2 separate regions of the Homo sapiens genome follow, and region 2 is linked to region 1. The links are chromatin loops, found by intact Hi-C in ENCODE. Cell type or tissue: PC-3. All regions are shown on one strand. Links, peaks and the distances in the headings refer to the core of each region. The heading gives the core; the rest is flanking DNA. Region 1 overlaps KALRN (kalirin RhoGEF kinase). Region 2 overlaps KALRN (kalirin RhoGEF kinase).

Region 1 (5,383 bases), core at 75-5,074:
TGCTGTATATGTAAATATTTAAAGCATCTCAATTTTTATATTGGTTATATATTGAAATGATATTTGGAGCTATTGTTTTGAAATGAAATATGAGATTAAAAAAAAACTTTTGGAGCTACTGGGTTAAATGTAATGCAATAAAACTAATTTCACCTGTTTGTTTCTACTTTATAATAATTAGTGAAATGATTCCATTCTATCTGTAGTAAATTTTATATATCTCTGTAGAGAAGATAGTGAAGTGTAGGACGGTCCTGCCCTTATGTTTGGAGGAACAGGGAGGGTGGAGTACTGGATCTAGTCTGAGGGAAGACCCAGCTCTTTGGAAGGAATCTGGAGGGCCAAGGACCCCAGTGAATTGGAACTCACTCTCAGGTTCCTGGAACTGTATTTTAGCCACCTGCTCCAGTTTGATTCCACAGAAATCTGTCCCACAGTGGCCACTTGTTTCTGGTATTTACAAACGTCCAGAGGGATTCTGGGGGAAATCAGCTGCTCCTCTGGAGGCCCAAGTCCATCTGAAATCACAGCTTGATTTCCAGAACCTAGGAGAGAGAGGTCCAGCTGGTCTTGATGAAATCAAGGGCTACTCCAATGGCCTGGAATCTCCAAAGAAGGTCGGAAGACTTTCTTGAGACATCCCAAGGGGCTTCCCGTAGCCAGGTGCAAGGTGAAGGTTGACCTGAAGCCAGACCTTGATTGCCAGTGTGCTCTAATTTAATCCAGTCCTGTGAAGTCTTCCCAGAGATCCAGTGAGGCCAGTGGCTGCCAGAGTATTCTGGGGCCTTGCTGGAGGCCTCCTGACTCCTGGTCCCCTCAATAATCAGAAATCTAAAGAGGACAAGGAACTGCTGTCATAATTTTGCAGTGTAGAGGGGCATCATATATAGGTCCTTCTCTCTCTCTTCCCCTCATTACCCCCTCTGTCTCATTCACACACGTTTTGTTTGTTTTTTTGTGTTGTTGTTGTTTGTTTGATGTTGTTTTTGTCATTGTTTTTGAGACAGGTGACATTTGCTCTGTCACCCAGGCTGGAGTGCAGTGGCTCAATCTCGGCTCACTGCAACCTCCGCATCCCAGGCCCAAGCCATCCTCCTACCTAAGCCTCAAGAGTAGCTGGGACCACAGTAGCACGCCACTACGCCTAGCTAATTTCTTATATTTAATAGAGACAAGGTCTTGCCATGTTGGCCAGGCTGGTCTGGAACAGCTGGGCTCAAGCAATCTGCCCACCTCAACCTCCCACAGTGCTGGGATTACAGGTGTAGCCACCACGCCTGGCCTCACACACATTTCTAAGTACTCTCAAGGAAAAGAACAAGATGCTCTGAGACTATCTGGGGACAGGGGTGGGGTGGGGGTTAGATTGGGCAGTCGGGACCCTGCCTGAGGAACTGACATAGCTACCAAGAGTCTTGTTACTACCCCTCTTCTGGCCCGCAAGTGGGTATTATTTGTGTTCTCTACCAAGTTTAAAAAGTATTTCCGAAAGGTTTTGCTAACTACTATGGGAGAACGTAAGGTAGGGAAGTAGAGTAAAAGCGGCATAAAGCTGGATAGCCTTATCATGCTCACATTTTTTAGGACCTTGCTTGAAGCCGACTTGCTTCAAGAGCTCTCCTGCCGTTCTTTGGTCTATAAGAACCTCTGAGGAACCTGTACCTAAGTCACAAAGGATCACTGCCAGGGCTCTTACTTCCTGATTTGCAACCTGAGTCTCGTCATAATTATGTTGGCACTGGGATCCAGATTAAAAGAACCAGAGTCCCATTCCCTGCAACCCACCTTGGCCTTTCCCATCTGTCTCTCATTTCTGTTCTGAGGCATTGCCATCCACAGCTGCTGCCTCCTGCTGCGATAACTGTTATTCAGGGTGTGCTGGCAGGGTTCAGCTGAGTCTGCATGACCCTCTTTGGGCAATGCTGTAGACCTGTTTCTGTAACATTTGGGACGTTGTACTCAGTGGCCTTTACGATCTTTTCCAATTCCCATTCCACAAAGGGATTTAAAAACCAGAGATAATCCTGTTTGTTTACTTGGGTTCTGCTTCAAAGCAGAAGACCTCAATAACCTTTTAAGGTTTTTTCCAGCCTTTCTAATTTTGAAGTTCCCATTTCTTTGGGCTTTGGTTTAGAAATTCTACCCCTTTCCCAATTTAACTTACAGCTTCACCACCAACTAGTGCTTCCATTTTAGAGTGTTAGCAGCCAACTCTGCCAGAGTGTCTATGGGTTCCACACACAGCTTGTTTCCCAGTGAATTCCCAGTGAGGTGGTCAAGTCTAAATTTAAACTATGACCCTTCTACCAGCATATGCAAGCCAGGGCTGCAAGAGCAAAATCAGAACTGAACTGTTCTCAGTGAGATGTGTGTGTAGGAGTTAGAAGAGAAAGTGGGCAAGGCTTCCCAAAAGGTAGACCAGCCGCGGGGAAAGAAGAGCAGGAGTTCAGGGTGAGGATAAGTGCAGTTATCCCAAGGGACTGTTGGAGTTTATTGTAGCATGGCTGGGTCCCTTGGAGAAAGTCAGCCAAACTCACCATCCTCTGTTTCCTCTCATTGTAACATACCAATGGCATAACTCACCTGGGTTTGTCATTACCATGGCTTCTTGCCAAGCATTATGGCACTTGTCTCTTATTCCAAAGTCACAGATCCTTGGTTTATGAGATACAATCTGCACATTATGTTATATTGGTTTCAACTCTTGTTTGGTTGCCTGGCTCACATCTTTATTTGTGTTTTTCTGTATCAATGGGTACGTATTTCAAAGACAGGACAGGGCAGTGGCTATAATTCTGGTTGTGGAATGGCTTTGCCAAGTCAGGTACTAGAAAGTGAAACTGCAAAGCATAGAAACTGATTTAGTTTGTAACGTTTAACTCATTATGATTTAGTGACACCTCCAATTTGTATTTATATTTGTGATTAGCATCCTATACCATGAAATTTATATATATATATATGTGATATCATATATGTGACTATATATGTAGGACATTTTTAGAGTGGCATCAGATGTGATTCAAATAGAGCAATCTTTATTATTCTGTTTGATTGTGATTGCTAACATATATTTTGGAAGTAGCCTAGAGGCAGGTTTGGAGAGGCTACCTTGAGTGCATGTGTTTTTCCAAAATGCCCCAGCTCGAAGTAAAGAGGAAAACCAGATTACAAAGCTTCTGAAGCTGGGGTTCTAGCACTCTCTGAAAGTGCCCAGGGTAGAATCATAAACAGGGCTATGACTAAGAAGGAACATGGGCCAGTTGGCCCTCTTGTGCTCATGCGTCATTTTCTCTAAGTAAGCTAGAGCTTTTTGTGGGCAATTCTCTGTCTTTAGTTCAGACCTCTAAGAGCCAAGCATGGGTTAGGAGGGTCAGACTGAGTCCCCCTCCTGACGTTAGAGCTTACTACATGTATGGCATTAGTCTGGTGACCTAACTTTATGGCAATGTCTTCATCTGCGCACTTGGGGAAATACAGGCATCTATCCCTGAGGGTGGTTGTGAAGATTCAAGTGAAAAAGTATGTGTGTATCACTTAGGGTAGTTCCTGGCTACCTGGTATATGGAATGCACTCAGTAAGTGTTAGCTTGAGAACAGCAACATTCTTCCCATTATCAGACATTTCTCTAACTTATAGGGTAATAGCTTTAAATGAGCCATTATGTAGGATGGAAGTAGATTAATGACTATTTCTCAAAGCTTTTAAGGAAAACAGACTTGTAACCTAGGTCTCAAACTATTGGCCTTTTGCCCAGGTTTTGAGCCCTGGGAGTGTCCGTGTTCAAAACAAGTTGCTGATCTGGTAGATCCTATGGCTGATTCACGATGACAATTGTTATTAAAAAGAGATGGTCTCCTCCCAGTGTGTTGGATTCTTAAGTAATTCTTCAACCAGGTCACTATTAAGGACCTTTATATGTATGTATTAGTTTGTACTATTATCCTGTATTCATGTTCAAAGTTGATGATCTTGGATGTATTCCTTTAGTTTCTACCATTATCTGCTATGCTGTGGTAAATATTCTGCCTTTTACGGCTCAGAAATTTCTATTCTGGCCAGTGTGGTGGCTCATGCCTATAATCCCAGCACTTTGGGAGGCCAAGGTGGGTGGATTGCTTGAGCCCAGGTGTTTGAGACCAGCCTAGGCAACATGGCGAAACCCCATCTCTAGGAAAAAAAAAATAGCTGGGTTTGGTGGCACCCACCTGTAGTCCCAGCTACTCAGTAGGCTGAGGGGGGAGTATGGCTTGAGTGTGGGAGGCAGAGATTATAGTGAGCCAAGATCACACCACTGCACTCCAGCCTGGACAACATAGCAAGACTCTGTCTCAAAAAAAAAAAAAAAAAGAAAAGAAAAATTTCTGTTCTGTTGGCAGCAACCCATCAGAGCTTCTTGTATTCAATAACCATACATACCAGTTTTAGGCAAAAAGAAATGACATTTTGGCTAAATATACTATTGGTTAGATTTATAGTTTGCAGTAGGCTTTTTCCAATAGTGAAAATCACATATAGACCTTCATGTTCAGTAGGAAGGAAGAAGTCAGAAGTCCCCCAAATTGACTTTCCTTGGTGCTGTCTACCCTGAGTTAAGTGATATGCCCATCCTTGAGTTAACGATCCACTGAGTGAAATATTTCTCTTATTGTCGGACCTACCCTGGGAGTGGAGACTCAGCAAGGACAGGGTTTCAACTCACAAAGCTGTGAAATCTGGGGTGCTCCCATGAAGAGAAATGGATGCTGGGGAGATGGATGGGTGCCAGCAGATGTCCTCTATGTCAAGTGTCAACCTAGGACCTGTAGTCTAATGAGAAACTATGATGAGTTTAAGAACTGAAATCCCTCTGCCTTCCCTGTTGTACGTGCCCAGAGGACAGAACTACCAGCTCTTCTAAAGGAGTGAGGGGAATGTGTTCAGGGGAGGCCTTGTGGAAAAGTGACACAGGGCTGGGTCTTAAAGGGTCAGGAGGGATATACTCCATCTAAGTTAGGCAAAGAAAATGGCACCAGGAAGGACATAGAGACCTGGATAGGAATGGAATATCCATGGTAACGATGAACAGGTGTGTGACTGTAGCATCCTTAGGTCTTCAGCTTTTGGGAGTCAGCCTATATGTTTCACAAATGACAAAGCTGAGGCTTAGAGAGATTAAATGATTCTCCCAAGAGTACTTAGTTTGTGTGTTCAGTCCTGGTTTCTTCTCACTTACTCTGCTGGCCCCAGTTAATTCCAGTTTTCGTGGTTTTTTTTTTGTTGTTGTTTTGTTTTGTTTTTGTTTTGTCTTTTAATTACTACAGTGGAATCTAGTGCAATTTCACATCATGTGCCTGAAACCATGGGATGGGTTAGCACTTCCAGAAGCAGCCTTTTCTTGTG
Region 2 (5,383 bases), core at 116-5,115, 70 kb after region 1:
CCCAACAGTGTGAGAGCCTACATAAGCCACATTACTAGCCAACCTTACCCCTTTTAAATGAGAGATGATTGCTAACTTTAAATTTCTGTAATACCCTGAAACTTCCTAGAAGAAAATTTGTGGTTACACAGAGGGTGTAGCTCTTTGTGGCCCTTGCAGGAGCTCCCTCATGGGTGGTGTGAACTGGAGTGAAGTAGAGTTGCCACTTTGTATATATTTCTTTATTTTTTCCCCTGCTGGGGTTTTCTTCACACTGAGCTTGGCATGGGAAAGGGGTATGCGATTTTAAGCTAGTGGCTGATCTCTGCTGACTTGGTTAGCTCAGAAGTCTAACCAAGCAGAAATAGAGCTTGAAGTTGAATGCAAAATGTAACTAGTAATGAAGTAAACCTGAAGACTCAGAAAACACATATGCCTGTATATCGAGACACACACACACACACACACACACACACACACACACACACACACACACACAACCACCTTTGGGTATACCACCTCTTCCTGCCTGTCCTGAGATCCGTCCTACATGGCCATACGTGCTCACAGGAGCGCACACACAGGTACATGCATGTACACACGTACAGGCCCACCCTCGGGTGTGTCACCTTTTCATGCCAGTACTAGGATCTGGACTCTTTCAAATGATCCAAATACAGCATTTTCTGGATGTCTAGAATGGAACTGAATGCTGAAGGGAAAGATAAAAGGTGCCATACGAGTTGAGGACCTTGAGGAGTCATGACATTTCTCTGGGCCTTGTGGCTGGTTTTGTGAAAAAGGGAGTTCAGGTAGATCTACTTTGCCCATGCTGGCATGCTCTGTGATGGGCCAGTCTTCCTGGAAGCAGGACACCTGGCATCCTCCCTACAATATCAGTTTCCCTGTATTATAAGGGATTTAGCACAGTGTTTTAAAGACAAATAGAAGGAGATCATGTAACAGGATGCCACGACTTTTTAAGATAGAACATGAGACTTCAAAGCAATTTTGCACTTACAGAAAGTATTTTTGGGCCAGGCTCCTGGCCCTCAACTGTAAAAAAAATTTGGTGAAAAACAACTAGACTAAGTGATCTCTAGGATTCTTTTCACTCTAAAATGTCTAAAATTAAACACCAGCCCAGCCCTGAGGGATGGTAATGAAAGTTTTATATGGCTTATGATTTCTGAATATAATATACAACTTCAAATGAACACTTTTGTTGATAAAATAATTTTATGCAAAAATGTGTTCATATATAAAAATATCTGTTTAAATTGCATTCTATTAGGAGTTTCTGATAGATTCTAAGCTGAAATTAGGAATTTTAAAATTCATCAATTTGGGACAAAAGAAAAATAAGGTGCAACAGTAAGTTGAAACAAGAAGTTATTGACATAACAATAATGGCTCCTGTGTATTGAATCCTTGCTCTGTGCCAGGCACTATGCTAAGCATTTTACATGGTTTTTCACATTTAATCCTCACGCCAACATGGAGAGGTAAGTACTATTGTCCTACTTTTTTCAAGTGAGGAAAAGGAGACTCAGAACTTGTCCAAGGTCACAGAAGCAGTAAGTGATAGAAACAGGACTTGAATCCACAGCTATAGGACTTCAAATTAAGGTTGTGAACCACAAAACTGCAGTATAGGTGCTAGTGTTAGGGCACTCATTTATTTAATTATGATCTCCCTAGCAACCAAAGTGAAGAAAGAAACAGGATCAGACATAAGACACTGTATCGATCAGTCAAAAACAAACCCTGTAGGGACGCACAGTTTTCTTGATTCTGAGAATTAAGTTATGCAAATGGAGGCTGGTGAAAGAATACAGGCTGTCCATTTAGCTTATTTAAGAAGGCATTCTATTTTCAAATGTTTTAGCACAATTATTGTAAATAACCAGGTAATATCACAATTCCATGTGATGGGAATTGATTCATAAAATCAGTTTGATAAGGCCTACTTTATAACTCTGCTATGTACTTAGAACTTGGAACTGTATTTATTTAGGCATAGTCAATGATTCAGACCTTTACTTCGTTCCAAGAGACCTTTCTCCTAATGAATCATGGAGATACAGTCAGCCCTTGGTATCCACAGGGAATTGGTTCCAAGACCTCCCGAGGATACCAGAGTCTGTGGATGCTCAAGTCCCTTACATAAAATGGCATAGTGTTTGCATATGACCTGTGTACATCATCCTGTACTTTAAATCATCTCTAGATTGTTTATAATACCCGATATAATGTACATGCTATGTAAATGATTGTTATACTATATTGTTTATGGAATGACAAGAAAAAAAACTCTGTACATGTTCAGTACAGACCACAACCATCCTTTTTTCCCCCATATATTTTCTTTTTTTTTTTTTTTTCTTTTTTTGAGACAGAGTCTCGCTCTGTCGCCCAGGCTGGAGTGCAGTGGCGCAATCTCAGTTCACTGCAAATCTCCACCTCCTGAGTTCAAGCGATTCTCATGCTTCAGCCTCCTGAGAAGCTGGGATTACAGGTGTATGCCACCAATACAAAAATACAGAAATGCTAATTTTTGTATTTTTAGTAGAGACAAGGTTTTGCCATGTTGGCCATGGCTGGTCCTGAACTCCTGGCCTCAAGTGATCCACCCGCCTTGGCCTCCCAAAGTGCTGGGATTACAGGCATGCACCACTGCACCTGGCCCTTCCCATATATTTTCAATCCACAGTTGGTTGAATCCATGGTTGTGGAGCTCACAGATACAGTGGGCTGACTGTATTACTGAACTAGGTTATCATCTCCTAAATACTTAATGCCACAAAACACTCCTCAGTGAGAGAGGCAGTGCTCTGGTGGGCCTGTTATTACTTTGACACATACAAGAGACAAGGATGTGATGACGGACCAGGGCCAGGCTTCTACTTACAGAGATGTGTGCAGGCATCTCAGAGCCAATCTTTCCTTCTGAGACCTCAAGTAGAAAGGAAGTGTGACCCTATGTTGAGTCCTGTTGAGGTATGTACCTATCACAGTAGAAATATCCTTGTAATTGAGAAGTTCTCTGGGCCCCAGCTGTTAACCCACTTAAATAGCTGTTACAGTGCAAACTGATAAAAATGACATAATCGGCCAACCTTTGAAGTCATTCTTAAAGAATTGGACCTGTATGACATTTGCCTGGCTCTCCCTCTTTAGTTCTCAGACCTTGCAACCTTGTTACCTTAAACTCAATAAAACAAAGCTCCAGTCTTCTCCTTCACATCAGCTTATTCTCCTGTCTTCTGAGTTCCACTGACTGCCATCCTCCGAGTCTCCAAACCTGAGCCATCCTCGATTCTTGCATTGCTTTTCCCACCTAGGCTGTCACAGTCTCATCTCTCCCGACCTCACCACGCCCACATCCATTCCACATCCCACTGGTCCCGCTCTCCTAGACCTTCTACCTCTCGCTTTTACCATTCTGTGGCTTCTGAATTAGACAAGAAGCCTTCTGTCTCATCCTCTCCAGTCCCTCCTCCTAACCACTACAAGGTCAGTGTTCCTCAAATGTCGCTCTCTGATGATAGAATCTCAATTTAAAGCTTTAAAGTTCATTCCATCCAATTACTTTTCATGACCTTCAGAATTCAGTCCAGACTCATTGGACTCACTTTCTAGACTTTTCATACCATGGCACTTCCCACCTCACAGACCCTTCTGGTTTCCTCTTCCTCCTAGACACCCTTGACTACTTCCTGTTCCCCTCGCCAACACGTCACACTTGCTTCCTTCCTGCAGCCTAAGTGCCAGAGTCTGGCCACAGCTCTCTTCCGAAGCTCTTTGTTATTACCACCACACACATATTACAGAGCCTTCTCTCTCTTTGCACAACCCTTGGCACCTCACATATGGCACCGTTTTGTTTTTTGTATTTTCATTATTTAGGTAGATGTCTTAGTTCTCCCATTGCCTTAAAAACAAGGGTAGTGTTTTTCTCACTTATCCACACGATGCCTAACACAAAGCCTTGGACCTAAGAGGCCTCCAAATCCTTGTGGGATTCCCAAAGCTTAGAGTAACCACCTGCTCTTATCCCACAGCACTGCAATCGCCCATTGAGTATCAACGGAAAGAAAGGAGCACAGCTGTGATGAGGTCTCAACCTGCCAGGCTTCCCCAAGCCAGCCCCAGGCCCTACTCCTCTGTTCCTGCGGGCTCAGAGAAGCCCCCAAAGGGCTCCAGCTATAACCCACCTCTGCCTCCCCTGAAGATATCTACCTCCAATGGCAGTCCAGGGTTTGAATACCACCAGCCTGGGGACAAGTTCGAAGCCAGCAAGGTAAGTGACAACTCATTACTCCCACCCTTGTCACTACGATGGCATAGCCTCAGGGGTTACTTTAGGAAGAGAAGGAGTCTCGGTCTGTCATCCAGGCTGGAGTGCAATGGCACCATCTCAGCTCACTGCAACCTCCGCCTCCCAGGTTCAAGCGAATTCTCCTGTCTCAGCCTCCCGAGTAGCTGGGACTACAGGCGCCCTACCATACCCAGCTAATTTTTGTATTTTTAGTACAGATGGGGTTTCACCATGTTGGCCAGGCTGGTCTCAAATTCCTGGCCTCAGGCGATATGGCCACTTCAGCCTCCCACAGTGCTGGGATTACAGGTGTGAGCCACTGCACCCGGCCAGGAAGTAGCATCTTTTAATGCTTGCTGATTATTTTAGCAGGAACAGCACACTAAGTACAGTCTAGTCTCAATTATGTTTTCCTTTCCCTATAAACTGAGTGAGTTATACCAGTTCCCTGTGGCATAAATCATCATAAAAATGGATGATTTTTGCTAAATAGAGTAGTTTCAGTGTGGATCATCGTCATCTAAAAGTCACAGCTGTAGTGTTTGACACCTTAAAAAGAGTTCACCCTTTCTAATGATGATCTGCCTCGAGCACCTACTGAAAGAAGTTCCCAGTTCTTCACCATCTATTGGCTGATGTGGAAGGGAAGTCGATCATCAGTGTGTGAATGGGAGAAGTCTGACTTGGATTGAATGTTTGTCGTCGATAATCCACAATTCAAACATCACCATAAGGAGAGTCAAAGACTCAACCATAGACTTAGTCTACACAGCTATTTTGCCCCTACAAGGTAGGTAGAACAGGAGAGAAATGGGAAAAGTGCTAGATTAGGAATCAGGCAAACCTGGTTTCTATTCCCAGTTCTGCAACTCACTTGCTTTAGAACCTTAGCCGAGTTAGTTAACCTCATTAGGCCTCAGTTTTCTCTAGAACTCAGTGGCTCTATGAATAGGAACACTTACATTTTTTATCTACATGTTCCAGTTTTATAGTTTTATTTCTCCTCAAAATTATTAGTTTATATTGGTTATATTAAAAAATTATTAGTGTCCAAGTTCAATCCTGTATTAGAGTAACCACACT

The links. A loop is a pair of places that touch in the nucleus more often than their neighbours do. Peaks named below come from ENCODE experiments on the same cell type or tissue, not always from the same donor. Only the 100,000 strongest peaks of a DNase experiment are listed, where the experiment ranks them.
Region 2: it touches region 1 in a loop (1.8-fold over the local background); 3 of 110 quality-filtered maps call a loop at or near these places.

Annotation. Positions count from the first base shown.
Region 1 is chr3:124,597,692-124,603,074 of GRCh38, forward strand. All of the region lies in intron 34 of KALRN (kalirin RhoGEF kinase), which reads left to right. Among named protein-coding and RNA genes, the nearest start is that of UMPS, 130 kb to the right of the region's middle. In PC-3, for the core only: no CTCF peak of the experiment used is centred there; DNase peaks (open chromatin) are centred at 2,610, 3,270 and 3,780; H3K4me3 peaks cover 616 bases; H3K27ac peaks cover 2,104 bases.
Region 2 is chr3:124,667,617-124,672,999 of GRCh38, forward strand. It overlaps KALRN (kalirin RhoGEF kinase), which reads left to right. Exons shown (of 60, transcript NM_001388419.1): 48 at 4,044-4,282. Among named protein-coding and RNA genes, the nearest start is that of UMPS, 60 kb to the right of the region's middle. In PC-3, for the core only: no CTCF peak of the experiment used is centred there; a DNase peak (open chromatin) is centred at 2,075; H3K27ac peaks cover 557 bases.